Linked DNA regions of Homo sapiens: all the other regions are linked to region 1. The links are chromatin loops, found by intact Hi-C in ENCODE. Cell type or tissue: OCI-LY7. All regions are shown on one strand.

Region 1 (5,000 bases):
TTACAATCGATTTCTGGCTTAATCCAGGTCACCAGAGAATTGTTAATCTGGACTGCTGGGCAACTTTATTTTGACATAGTATAGATCAATAATATCTTTTACAGACATTTTGTCATTAAGGCATTGAATTAAAATAAGGGGAATTATTAGAAACAGCCTTTAAGAAACAAATTGCTGGATTTATTGTCAAGGTCTTGTTGATACTGCTCACAATGTCCTCTTGAAAACATCTCATGAGAGACTAGTTATCTGATGTTAGTAACAATATTTGTTGTTAAGATATTATAACTCATACAGTTGATAGGGTTTCCATCTGCACTGACAGCTCGAAAGTTCAGAATCAAATTTGCGGCTCAGGTTTAGCAAATGTGAAAAAAAATTTTGGCATACATTTTACCTCCTAACTTCATTCAGATGCTCTTCATCCAGCCACTGCTATCTCTTCATTTCTAAATCCATAAACTCTTTTCTAGCTTTGTAGAGACAGTTTGTGTAGTGGTTATGATCATGGCCTCTACATTTAAGTAGGCTGTATTTAAATCTACTTTTTGTCACTTACTATGTAGCCTTGACCTAGTTACTTATATTCTCTATACCTCAGTTCCTCCATCTGTCCAGTGGATATAATAATGGTACATACCTCCTAGGGTTGTTATAAGTATTACATTGGGGTAATATATGCAAAGTGTTTAGAACAGTGCCTGACACCCGGTACTATTAATAACCCAATTTCAGGGGATGCCATTTACATAGAATGTAGCATGAATGATGCTTTTTAGATTTGGACAATGTGATGACTCTGCTGATACATAGTGAGTACTCTATAGATGTTAGCCAATGTTATTGCTCTCACATGTTCATAGACTGTGCAGTTTTAATGAAAGAAATAAACCTATTTCCCTCACTGTCTCCACAAAAGAAGGTGGGCCCACAAAAACCCAGGTTGTAAGAAAACTTTCTAACACTTACTTCTAAGGCTACCTCATCTCTAAATTCAGCCAGCTTCAATCCCATTTTGTTACACTTTGTTTTCTACCAGGCCGTTGATTTGGGAACAGTATGTGACACCAAGTATTATATGTAAACATAATGCCAGGTAGATCATCTTGTTGAACATACGTGTTCATGTGTTGTTATGGTAGAACGATTTATATTCCTTTAGGTATATATTCAATAATGGGATTGCCAGGTTGAATGGTAGTTCTTTTTTAAGTTCTTTGAGAAATTGCCAAATTGCTTTTCCCAATGACTGGACTAATTTACATTCCCATCAGCAGTGTACAAACGTTCCGTTTTCTCCAAAACCATGCCAGCATCTGTTATTTTTGACTCTTTAATAATAGCCATTCTTACTGGTGTGAGATGGTGTCTCATTGTGGTTTTGATTTGCATTTCTCCAGTAATTAGTGATGTTGGGCATTTTTTTCACATGCTTGTTGGCTGTGTGTGTGTGTCTTCTTTTGGGAAGTGTTTGTTAATTTCCTTTGTCCTCTTTTTAATGGGGTTGCATGGTTTTTGCTTGCTAATCTGTTTAAGTTCCTTATAGATTCTGCATATTAGACTTTTGTCAGAGGAATATTATGCAAGTATTTTCTCCCATTCTGTATGTTGTCTGTTTACTTTGTTGATGACTTTTTTTTTTTGCTGTGCAGAAGCTGTTTAGTTTAATTATGTCCTATTTGTCAATTTTTTTTTTGCAATTGTTTTTAGCATCTTCATCATGAAATCTTTGCCAGGTCCTATGTCCAGAATAGTATACCACAGGTTTTCTTCAAGGGTTTTTGTAATTTTAGATTTTACATTAAAGTCTTTCATATATCTTTAGTTAATTTTTTAAATGGTGTAAGAAAGTAGTCCTGTTTCAATCTTCTGCATATGGCTAGCCAGTTATCCCAGCATCGTTTATTGAATAGGGAATCCTTTATCCATTGCTTGTTATTGTTGACTTTGTTGAATATCAGATTGTTGCAGTTGTGTGGCTTTATTTCTGGCCTTTTTTGTTCCATTGGTTTATGTGTTTGTTTATGTATGAGTATCATGCTATTTTAGTTACTGTAGCCTTGTAACATGGTTTGAAGTCAGGTAATGTAATGTTTTAGGTTTGTTTTTTTTTCTTAGGAATGCTTTGGCTCTTCAAGCTCTTTTTGGGTCCTGTATGAATTTTAGCATAATTTTCTCTAATTCTGTGAAGAAAGTCATTGGGAGTTTGATAGGAATAGCATTGAATCTGTAAATTTCTTTGGGCAGTATGGCAATTTTAACAATATTAATTCTTACTATCCATGAGGATGGATTGTAGGGACCAGCCCTACAGGGTCTGTGGGTTTTTCTACTCTTGTGCGGAAATGAGAGATTGTAGAAATAAAGACACAAGACAAAGAGATAGAAGAAAAGACAGCTGGGCCTGGGGGACCACTACCACCAAGACACGGAGACCAGTAGTGGCCCCGAATGCCTGACTGCACTGCTATTTATTGTATACAAGGCCAAAGGGGCAGGGTAAGGAGTGTGAGTCATCTCCAATGATTGGTAAGGTCACGTGAGTCATGTGTCCACCAGACAGGGGGCCTTTCCCTTTTAGGTAGCTGAGGCTGAGAGAGAGAGGACAGCCTACGTCATTATTTCTTCTATGCTCTTCTCAGAAAGATTGAAGACTTAAATACTTTCACTAATTCTGCTACTGCTATCTAGAGGGCGGAGCCAGGTGTACAGAATGGAACATGAAAGTGAAACAGGAGTGTGACCGCTGAAGCACAGCATCACAGAGAGACGGTTAGGCCTCCAGATGGCTGTGGGTGGGCATGACTGACGTCAAGCCTTCCACAAGAGGTGGTGGAGCAGAGTCTTCTCTAACTCTCCTGGGGAGGTCTGCTAAGTAATGAGTGCCTTCCCTAGGCACTGACGCTACTGCTAGACCAAGATCAGCTAAGTAACGGTTGCCTTCCCAGGCACTGGCGTTACCGCTATACCAAGGAGCCCTCTAGCGGCCCTGTTCGGGCATGACAGAGGGCTCACACGTCTTCTGGTCACTTCTCACCTTGCCCCTTCAGCTCCTATCTCTTTATGGCCTGGTTTTTCCTAGGTTATAATTGTAGAGAAAAGATTATTATAATATTGGAATAAAGGGTAATGCTATAAACTGATGATTAATAATGTTCATATATCATCATATCTATCTATAATCTATTTCTAGTATAACTATTCTTATTTTATATATTTTCTTTATTATATTGGAACAGCTTGTGTCCTCGGTCTCTTGCCTTGGCACCTGGGTGGCTTGCTGCCCACAATGGACTATTTTTCCACTTCTTTGTGTCATCTTTAATTTCTTTCAACAGTATTTTGTAATTATTTTCACGGAGATCTTTCATCTCCCTGGTTAACTGTATTGAGTAGGAGTGGCTAGAGTGGGTATCCTTGTCTTGTTCCATAAATTCTCAATGTTTTTGTAAAATGAAAATAATAACATGTATCTCATAAAGGCGTTTTGAAGGTTAAATATAAAGTACCTACAATAGTACCTAATACACAATGTACGACCATTATTAATGTTACTGGGAGAGGAGATGATTAACAGCTTATTGCAACCAGGCAAGATACAAATGATTCCATATTCAGACAAACACATCTATAATTATTAAATAAAGCTTCTGGTCTAGAGTAGAGTTTATATGCTGGAAATCTTCTCAGGGGCATTATTACAATGAGGATCTGAAGAATGCATTCCAGAAAATTCTAAAAATGTCTAAACCACTTCAACTCTTTGCAGTTCTCCCAACCCCAAAGATCAAGGCAAACCAACTCCTGGCAACCCAGTGTTCGTATTGTGCTTTCTGCAGGGTGTAACTGAAGAGAAGTAAAAAATGTCAGTGTGTGTTGAAAGATTACCTGGGGCTCACCAAGTTGCTTAGTATTCTCTCACCTATATTATCGCTTTCAGGAATGTTCTTAGATAAAGATGTAACCAAATTTTTTCCTATCTTTGTTGTCTATCTTCAACCTACTCCTAAATGTTCCCTCCCTCATCCCTTCAGCTGAAAGATGCACTACTAATTTGGGTGGTTGCTAATTAAGATCTTAAACTGTGATCCCCTCTCCTGGAGTATGTGAGTTTTCACAGTGTACAAAAAAAGATACATACACACACACATACGCATACACACGCCACTCAAAACTTTTAACATGTAACAGAATGACATTATAATGATGAAATGCATATAATATTGTATATAAGCATATATAAGTAAATGTAATTCTACAAATATATCTGTTTGCACTGCTGTTATATAAATGTGTCTGACTTTGAACAGAAATAAAATAATTTCTAATTTGAATGCTATCTGGAAGAATCTCCCACTGAATAATTGAGAGAAGTCACTTAATCTACAGTTACTTCAATGTTTCACTGTCAAATGAATCCCCCCTCTTTAGGTGGATGCAAAAGTAATTGTGGTTTTTGCCATTAAAACCACGTACATTGTGTATCAGGTACTATTACAGGCACTTTAATATTTAACCTTCAAAACACCTTTATGAGATAGTTGTTATTAAAAGTAATGACAGGAACTGCGGTCACTTTTGCACCAACTTAATACGTGTTCCTAAGAAGCTGCTGGGGTTCAAATTGCACACTTGCTGGCACACTGGAATTTTGCTGTCAAAATATTTTATGCCTTCATGTGTGGATTACGTATGATCCAAATAAGAATGTCTACATGAGAATGCCACTCCCAAAGCAGCCCACACCTGAGGTCTGCTATAGCATTTGTCCCTTTTCATTTGTTCTTCATGATGCACTGACATTTGTCATTCTTATTCAACCTCAATGACTCTCTAGGCTGATTTAGAATTAATAATACAAACTGTTTCTAGGACTGCTGTAACACAGCTGTTTATTTTATCATTTTATAGAATTAGAGCCCTAAATATTTTTGCTTAAAAATAAAATGAGTGTTAATTTTGGAAATATACAATTAATTCTGCCTTAACGTCCCTCAGGG
Region 2 (5,000 bases), 630 kb before region 1:
AAGCAACTATCATTAAAAATTTGCACAAAAAGGCCGGGCACGGTGGCTCACACCTGTAATCCCAGCACTTTGGGAGGCTGAGGCGGGTGGATCACGAGGTCAGGAGATCGAGACCATCCTGGCTAACACGGTGAAACCCTGTCTCTACTAAAAATACAAAAAAATTAGCCGGGCATGGTGGCGGGCACCTGTAGTCCCAGCTACTCAGGAGGCTGAGGCAGGAGAATGGCATGAACTGGGGAGGCAGAGCTTGCAGTGAGCCGAGATCGCGCCACTGCACTCTAGCCAGGGTGAGAGAGCGAGACTCCATCACAAAAAGAAAAAAGAAAAAAAACAATTTGTACAACAACTAAGAGCAAACACTCTTAAAAAAGATAAAAAAAAATTAGAAAATCTCAAGTCAGAATTAGAAAATATAAAGCAGAACTAAATGGAAATTTTTGAAGTAAAAAATACAATAGACAAAATCTAAAACTCACTTGCAGATGTAACAGAATTGTGCATTAAAAAAGACCTGAAGTTCTGCCTTTCTATAAAATCAGTAAAAAATTGGGAAAATTTAGAATTATTTTTTTTTCAAATTTTAAAATTAAACATAGATTATCAGAAAAAAAAAGAAGTAGCTTTTTTTTTTTTAAAACAAAATGGCTGAATTCCACTAAGAACAGTGAACTATTTGGAATTTTAATTTATCATAGTTCCATCTTCTTTTCTTTAGTGTATCAACACCCTTGGAAATAATAGCCTGAATTTCCAGTACAGAAGGTTGTGGAATAGATTTTATTCACAGTTAAAAGAAAATTGAACCATCTGGTATCCTCCTAGAAGACAGACTCAAAAGGTTTGTCTTTATTTTACAAAACTTAAATTTACCAGTGATAAAGATGCAATCTGTGATAGGGGAGATTTTTCAAAATACTTACAGGCAATTGTTTTTGGGAATGCTCCCTGAGGTAATAAATGACAGTTGAGGAAAACAATAGAGTTAACTAAAATGCTTAAGAGGAAAGGTGAAAAAAAAATGAGGTAACCACAATGGCTTTGGAAATCTCTGATGTATTCTTGGGAATGTAGAATTCCATCTGCCTGCTCAGGGCTGCACACAATCTTAGAAAAGACATGAGGATCCCCAAAGATATAAGTGTGATTGACCTTAGCTCTACACAACATGTTGAGAAGACTAAGGCATAATAGTAAACTTCCTGAGTATGAAAGTCATACCCAATATGCAAACAGATCCGTGGCAAAAAAATTAATAATAATTAGTTGCAGAAATTTAAAGAAATATTTATCAAGTTATTTGCTGACCACTAAGCTAATGGAACAGAGACTTTAATGTCCACATATGGCCAATTATACACAGTTCACATAAGTTTAGACTGCTTTGCCACTTCCCACCTGTTAGATTTGAAACAGCCTCATTGTCTGGGGTGATACCCGATGTTCATTGTCTCACAGCATGGAGAACAAGGATGCAGACACAGAAAGAGTGATTTTGAGAATGGAAGTTGAATAGTTGAAGGAAAGAAAATAGCTCTCCTACAGAGAGGGGTCCTGAAAAAATGGCTTACCAGTCCTCAGAGAAATGCAGGGGGGTGTATAGATGAGTGGTGGGGAGGTGGTATATGATGTAGGTAGCTCAAACAAAAAAAAAAAACTGGTTAGACCAGGTGTGCCATTTGCATAGGGCATAAATTTCTGGTAGCCCCCAACCTAATCTTTTATAATGCAGGCTGGGTCTCTTCCTGAGCTGTGCCATGTTGCCCATTCCTTTGTTCCTGTACACGCTGTAACAAAAAAAGGGAATATGGAGCCTCCATGCCTGGACATGCCTGGTCCCCAGGTAGCCTTTTTCTATTGGTGCAGCTACCAGCATTCCCCCGTGCAAGCTTCTAGCTTCCTTATTTATGTTTGCAGCTCATTTTTTCAGGCTGCTCTTTGTTAGAAAACAAAATGATTTTGGCAGATGCTTTTTTTGGACGGGAAATTCTGCAAAGGACTCTTTTGCCCTCACTATCTGCCTACGTAATTTATTTCTACCTCCTGTATTATCTCCCCCATCAAGAGTGGAAACCCTAACTGCTCTTGGGGGTGGGGGGCTGGATGATGACTTCTTATGACTACTTTCTGCTGGAGAGGGCGTCGTGTGAGGAACAGCATCTAGGGCTCCTCCTGGGGTCAATATAAGGGTCCTCAGAAGAAAGACATGTCCATGCGTGGTTCCATCTGCAGCACCATTTGGAGCTTAATAGCTTCTAGGCAAGAAGAGATCAATTTTACAAGGTTTAGAATACAGGTTTCGAATATGAGTGTTAAGATTACCACTATTAGTGGGGGTACCATAGGCCATAACCATGACAATGGAGTTTGATAGCCGTTCTGATGGATTTTAATACTGGTTTTCTCCACCAGATGTCGCTCTACTTTACCAAAAATGTTAATATAAAAGCAACATTTGTTTCTTTGAGAAAAACATATATTCCCCTGTGACTTCCTGTTAGAAGATAATTTTAGGTCTGGGCCATCTTTTATAACTTCCGATATGATTGGGAGAAATACATTATTGGGTGGCTAGAGTAACTTTAGTGTTAACTTTGGCTACGTAATCCCTGTAGTTATTAATCCTGTTATAAAGACGATAATTTGGCTGTTAGAGCAATTAGAATTTTCTATTTAGAATTCCACATCTCAGGTGCCTTGCCCTACTATAAATGGTATGGTGAGTATAACAATTCACACATGGATGGTGTAGTAAATAACTTCCATCTAAAATTTTACTCACCAAGATATAGAATTTTCCTTTGGGGGTTTAGGAAGTTACAAATATAATCTCATAGATAATCAAAACGTCCCTGAAAATATGCATCAAAAAAGTTGTAATACCTGGCAGCAAATTTTGAGAGGCAAGGTAGAGATAACTGAAAGTATCTGGTAATGTAGGGGTGAGACTGACTAGGATGAGTAGCTCTCACTCATTTACTTATCTTTTATGATTTTCAGCTTAAGAGCCCCTCTTTTTACATTGATATCCAGGATGTTCCTTTGGGCCATCCGGGGCTGTTCTCTCAGCTTTCAAGGCTTTGACTGGAGTGTGATGTATCCGGGAGTTGATTCCTCTAACTTTTACTACTGAAGGGGTTGAAAGAACAGTGTAAGGCCCTTGCCAGCTTAGGCTTAAGGAGGGAGAGCGAGAGGGTAGAGCCTTAACCAATACCAAATCTCCTGGGTTAAATAAAGGTGGTCCTATTTCTTGGGGTTGGACTTCTGCTAATTGTGTTAACTCCTGTCGGAAGTGAGTCTGAGAGGTTACATGTTTAACCAATTTAGAGGTTTCCTGGTCTAATAGGAAATCACTGGTAAAGAAAAGCCATCCATGCAGCCTTTCAAAATGCCTTAGATCTAACTTTGAAGGGGTATTTCTTACCCACAATAAAGCCATGGGAAGAAGAGTGACTCAAGGAAGGTGAGTTACTTGGGACAGTTTTCCGAGTTGTATTTTGACAACATCATTTGTCTTCTTTACCCTTCCTGAGAACTGGGGTCTCCAAGCACAATGGAGATTATATTGTATGACTAGTGACTTTGAGACCTTCTGTGTGATGCTGCCTTAAATGAGGGATCGTTTTCGCTTTGAAAGTATTTAGGTAGACCAAAACAGGAAGTTATTTCATTAGCACTTTTATTACCTCAGAAGACTTTTCTGTGTGGCATAGAAATGCTTCTACCCAGTTAGCAAAAGTATCTACCCATACCAGGAGGTATTGGATGTCCTTCGTCTTTGGCATGTGGGTGAAGTCTATCTGCCAGTCCTCCCCTGGATAGCTTCCCATCCTTTGGGTTTGAGAAGCAAGAGCCGTCTGTTAAGGGGATTATTTTTAAGGGAGACTTTACAAGCATTAACAACTTGTTTGACTGTTTTTGTAAAGTTCTCTCCCGAAAACAATCTCTGGGCACACGGGTAAGTTTTGTCTTTTCCCAAGTGAAAAGCTTGGTGGAGGATTTTAAGAACTTTCCACTGGCTGGAGGATGGCAAGTGGAGTTTGCCATCCTCTGACTGTAGCTATCCTGAGGCTTAGAAAATGTACCCTTGAGAGATGGCCCATTCTATCTCTACAGCAGAGTACTGAGGCTTAATGTCTCTTATTTAGCCAACCCAAATTAGAGAGACTTTAAATGTATTGAGTCCCTGAGGCTTTCTTGCTGCTGATTTGGCTGTCTGATCAGCTAACTTGATCTTTCGGCTATTTCATCTGTTCCCTTCTGATGTCTCTTACAATTAATCACTGCTACTTCTCGTGGAAGAAAAACTGAGGATAATAACCTGCTAATTTCCTGATGATATTTTATAGGGGATCCATTAGCATTAAGAAAGTGTCTTTCCTTCCAAATGGCAGCATGAGCACGAAGAACTAAGAAAGCATACTTGGAGTCAGTGTAAATGTTAACTACCATTCCCTTGCTTAGTTCAAGTGTCCTTGTAAGAGCTTTCCGTTCAGATATTTGAGGGCTTGTTTGTGGAGAGAGGGGCACACTTTCAACAACTATTGTATATCCTGCTTTAAGGACTCATTGGTCCACAAAGGAACTTCTATCTGTGAAGAGAGTCCAGTCCGGATTTTCTAGGGGAGTTTCCCTGAGATCCTCCCTGGCTGCATAAGTCTGTACCACTATTTGTTCACAGTCATGTTCAGGTTTCCCAGTTTTCTTGAGGAGGAAAGTGGCTGGGTTTAGGTGAGAGCAAGTTTTTAATTGGATTGTAGGCCCTGCCTACATCAGAGCCCTATATGTAAGGAGCCAGCTGTCTGTTTGCCGAAGGTTCCCACTAGAAGACAGCAATCTGGGCACATTATGTGAGGTATAAACAGATAAGTAAGTTATTTCTCAGAGTTAATTTGGTGGCCTCTGTACCAGTAAGGCCACTGTGGTAACTGCTTGGAGGCATGCTGGCCATCCTTTAGCCACAAAATTAAGTTCCTTACTCAAGTATCCCACTGGCTGTT
Region 3 (5,000 bases), 170 kb before region 1:
ATGTTCAGCTCCCACCTATAAGTGAGAACATGAGGTGTTTGGTTTTCTGTTCCTGTGTTAGTTTGCTGAGGATGATGGCTTCCAGCTTCATCCATATCCCTGCAAAGGAAATGAACTCATTTTTTATGACTGCATAGTATTCCATGGTGTACTCATACCACATTTTCATTATCCAGTCTATCATTGATGGGCATTTAGGTTGATTCCATGTCTTTGCTATTGTGAATGGTACTGCAATGAACATACACGTACATGTATCTTTATAATAGAATGATTTATATTCCTTTGGGTATATATCCAGTAATAGGACTGCTCAGTCAAATGGTATTTCTGGTTCTAGATCCTTAAGCAATCACCACACTGTCTTCCACAATGGTTGAACTAATTTACATTCCCACAGACAGTGTAAAAGTATTCCTATTTCTTCACAGCCTCTCCAGCATCAGTTTCCTGACTTTTTAATAATCGCCATTCTGACTGGCATGAGATGGTATCTCAATGTGGTTTTGATTTGCATTTCTCTGATGAATAGTGAAGTTGACCTTTTTTTATATGTTTGTTGGCCGTATGAATGTCTTCTTTTGAGAAGTGTCTGTTCGTGTCCTTTGCCCACTTTTTGATGGGGTTGTTTGTTTTTTTCTTGTAAAAGACATGTATAATACATTTTAAAGTAACTAAATGAAGTGTTTATGACTTCCAAACAAAAAAAAGGGAATGTAAATAATAACAAAAATTACTTAATACATTAAAAATGAAGCATTTAAAGACAGAAAAAGAAAGTAGAAAAGATAAGGCATTAAAAGCACAACATAAGACTGTAGATTTAAATAGCAAATGTATCATTAATCACATTAAACATAAATGGACAAAATGCTATCATTTAAAAAAATTGTCACACTGGAAAAAAAAGAAAGCTCAAATTAATATTAACTGCAAATAACAGATTTAAAACATAAAGATACAAAAATGCTAAAATAAAGAGACAAAAAGACCATTAAAGCAGGAAATAAAATAAAGCAGATTTGGCTATAAAAACATCAGCCAAATATAAATGATAGGGCAAAAAGATGACTAGAAACAGAGATCAAAATATTATGATAAAACATTTATTTCATCAGGATGAAATAAAAGTTATCTGTGAGTGTACACCTAATACCATAAAGCAAAACTTGATAGTGCAAATTCACAATCATAATAGAAGACTTTAACAAACTTCTCTGTTTGTTACAGAGATAGAGAGACAAAAAAATCATTAAGAATATAGATTTAAATAACACAATTAGCAAACTTAATGCAGATATGTTTCTATCTATGCATACAAAACTGCAGAGTGCTCATTTTTTTCAAGAATATATTAAATACTTGGAAATAAAAAGACCGCATTTGTGGCCCCAAAGCTAACATTAACACATATAAAAGAACTAAAATAATACAAAATACATTCTCATGTCACAATGCAAGTGTGCTTGAAACCAATAACAAACAAAAAAATTTCCATATGTATGGAAATTAAGAATATACCTTTAAATACTTAAATAGCAGAAGATAGATAATGAAAAAAGTTTTAACTGAATGGTAATAAAGTTAACAAATATCAGAACTTGTGAAATGCAGCTGATGCAGAACATGATAAAAATAAAGAGCCTTACAATTTTATGTTAGAAAAAATATGGAGATTAATTAGCTAATAATATTTCCTAAGAAAATAAGTTATTGATATTAAAATAAACCCAAATATATAGAAAGGAAAATAAGATAAATGCAGAAATTAATGAAAAAACAATGTTACAATAGGGAAAAACAATGAAGGTAAAAATTAGTTTGCTCTAAGGTAAATAATAAACACACTTCTCACAAATGAGCAAGAATAAAAGAAAATAAGAACAGTTAACCAGCATCTGGAATAAAGCAGTGGCAAAATCACAATTTCTGCAGTAATTATAAAGATAAGAGATTATAACTGATAAATGTATGACACACCAGATTGAAAATCTAGTTGAACATATTTCTAGAAGCAGACATTACCAAAACTACCCAAAAGAGGAACAGAAAGACTGAATTTTTCTATAACTGATTGAAAATTGAATTCATAAGCAAAAGCTATCCACTACGGAAATGGAAATTCATAACCAGGTTACTTCACTGCTGAATTCTACTGAACATTCAAAGAGGAAGAAACTTTAATCGTACATAAGTTCTCCCAAAGAATAGAGAAAGCAGAAATGTTTCACAATTCATTTTATGAGGCTCACATATTCTTAATATCAAAACCACACAAAGCAGACGGTGACATCAAAAAGATAGCAGAATAGGAAGTCCCACAGAAGCAACAATTGAACAATTATATATAGACCAAAATACTTTTATGATATTTCCAAACTCCAGATAGGAATTTGCTGTACCCCAGGTAAGCATAGAGCTGAGAACAGGCACATTGAAATGGGAAAGAAGAGCAATTAAGATTTACCAACATTAGGCACTTCCCAAGACAGCACAGGTTGTTCCAGAGAAAAAAATGTCTCAGCTCGTTATTTCTCCCTAGAGGAAGGGAGAGGGAGAAAAAAGTGGAAAATGTATACAAATTTTTGGCTTTTCTGCAGCCTTCCTGAAAGAATGACTTTTCATTTCACTCAGAGTGCTGATGGGCTTGGCATAGTTTGGATGCCTAGGGGCTACTAAAAGCAAAGATGAGCAGGAGGGGCAGCTTACTGAGGCCAGCACAGATTGGCAAAATCAAGAGAAGGTGCAAAATCTGAGGCTCCTCCCATGAAAGGGAGGGAGAAGACTGAAATTTTTATCCACTGTTTCATAGTTTTAAAGGGCTGCCTAAGGGATTAGCATCTGTCTCATTTTACTTGAGACACTGATAAAGAGCTGACATAATTTGGGTGCCTAGTGGATGATAAGAACAAAAGAGGATGTGTAATGCCATTACAGAAGCAGACAACTTGGAGTGCCACAAACAGACACCAGAGGGAGCAAGAAATTACCAGCTATGAGCCCAAGCAATTGAGAAATTGCATGCCCATACCCAGAGAAGTGACATCCCTCCAAAACTGGTTTCAGAGGCCCTCAGAATCTAAAGATAGGCTAATTGGTGAGGGTCCCTCCTGGTATGAAGCCAGTCCCTAAGTACTGGGAAAGGTGACTTTTTTTCTAATGTGCAGAACCGAGTACAAAGTTGTGAGACACACAAAGAAGCCAGGAAACATGGCTTTAAAAAATGATGCACAATACTTGATAGGTAGTTTTTCTACCCTCACTCACCTCCCACCCTTCTTCCTCTAGTAGTCCCCTGTGTTTACTGTTTCCATTTTTATGTCAACTTGGACACAATGTTTAGCTTCCACTTATAGGTGAGAACATGGTTTTCTGTTTCTGTGCTATTTGCTTCAGATAATGACCTCCAGCTGCATCCATATTGCTGCAAAGTACATAATTTTATTTTTTATGGCTGCATAGTATTCCATGCTATATATGTACCACATTTTCTTTATCCAGTCTGCCCTTGAAGGTAATCGTTGAAGTTGATTCCATGTCGTTGTTATTGTGACTAGTGCTGTGATAAACATACTAGTGCATATATCTTTTTGGTAGAATGATTTATATTCCTTTGAGTACCTACCCAATAATGAGATTGTAAGGTCAAGGGGTAGTTCTGTTTTACATTCTTTGACACATCACCAAACTACTTTCTACAGTGGCTGAACTAATTTACATTCCCACCAACAGGGAGAAAGAGTTCCCTTTTCTCTGCAACCTCACCAACATCTGTTATTTTTTGTCTTTTTAATAATGACCATTCCAACTGGTATGAGATGGTAACTTGTTGTGGTTTTGGTTTGCATTTCTCTAATGATTAATGATGTTGAGCATTTTGTCATCTGTTTCTTGGCCACTTGTATGTCTTCTTTTGCAAAGTGTCTATTCATGTCACTACCTGGGTGAGAGGATTATTTGTAAACTAAACCTCAATGACACACAATTTACCAACATAGCAAACCTGCACATGTACTCTCTGAATCTAAAATAAAAGTTGAAAAAAAATTGTTTTAAAGTGGCTTAAAAAATCAACCCTGAATGAAAATTATAGCAATCTCTGAAATTATGTTAAAATGTATTTCACTTTATGTGTGCATTATCAACCTGAGAGGGTGGCTAAGAATATCTAAATTGTATGTTTATATGAGAAACATAAGAATTAACAACAAATATAAATAATTATTGATTCTTGCTTAAGAATCTGTGTTGCCAGTCCAAAATTCTTTAGGAATCACAAATATTAAATGAATGTACTATACAAAAAATACAAAAGTAGAAGAGCATAGGTAATCATGAAATCATATTTAGAATTAGAATTAGAATTAATTGGAACTTGCAATTAAATACAACTAACACTTTTAAACTTTGAAAAAAATGGAACAATATAAATCTCCAGAAATTGATCTTTAAAAAATGGAGATATACAACTTACCTGAAACAAGTTCAAAACAATCATAATAAAGATGCTCTGTGAGCTCAAGAAAACCATTCATGAAGAAAATAAGAATACAAACAAAGAGATAGAACATATTTTTTAAAAAGCAAACAAATTTTAGAGTTAAAGAGTACAAAAAACTGAACTGGACCATTCAGAAGAAGAACCCAACAGCAGGCAAGATCAAACAGAAGTAAGAATTAGCAAAATCAAAAATCAGTCATTTGAAATTATGCAGTCATAAGAACGAAAATAAAATAAAATGAAATATAGGGAAAAACGCTAAGGAACTTATGGAAGACAATCAAGAGGAACAAATTAAGAATTAAGAAAGTTCTAGAAAGAAAAATGAGAGAAAAGAAGGAAAAAGCTTATTCCAAGAAATAGTAGTCCTAAGCTTCCTAAATCTGGGAAAGAAAATGGACATACATATTAAAGAAGTCCAACAAACTCTAACTAGAGTGAATCCAAAGAAATCCACACCAAGATAATCAAATTGTCAAAAGTAAGACAGCATTTTTTT

What was found. Hi-C counts contacts between places; a loop is a spot of excess contacts. Peaks named below come from ENCODE experiments on the same cell type or tissue, not always from the same donor. Only the 100,000 strongest peaks of a DNase experiment are listed, where the experiment ranks them.
Region 2: a loop joins it to region 1, with 7 times the contacts of the local background. A loop is called at or near these places in 3 of 110 quality-filtered maps.
Region 3: a loop joins it to region 1, with 14 times the contacts of the local background. A loop is called at or near these places in 21 of 110 quality-filtered maps.

Annotation. Positions count from the first base shown.
Region 1 is chrX:83,632,464-83,637,463 of GRCh38, forward strand. No RefSeq gene overlaps it. Among named protein-coding and RNA genes, the nearest start is that of POU3F4, 130 kb to the left of the region's middle. RefSeq lists an enhancer at 2,549-2,898. In OCI-LY7, a CTCF peak has its summit at 2,978 (motif pointing left); a DNase peak (open chromatin) is centred at 2,848; H3K4me3 peaks cover 647 bases; H3K27ac peaks cover 2,638 bases.
Region 2 is chrX:83,006,211-83,011,210 of GRCh38, forward strand. No RefSeq gene overlaps it. Among named protein-coding and RNA genes, the nearest start is that of POU3F4, 500 kb to the right of the region's middle. In OCI-LY7, CTCF peaks have their summits at 2,431 (motif pointing right) and 2,635; a DNase peak (open chromatin) is centred at 2,421.
Region 3 is chrX:83,466,791-83,471,790 of GRCh38, forward strand. No RefSeq gene overlaps it. Among named protein-coding and RNA genes, the nearest start is that of POU3F4, 39 kb to the right of the region's middle. In OCI-LY7, a CTCF peak has its summit at 2,973 (motif pointing right); DNase peaks (open chromatin) are centred at 2,101 and 2,971; H3K4me3 peaks cover 1,113 bases; H3K27ac peaks cover 1,168 bases.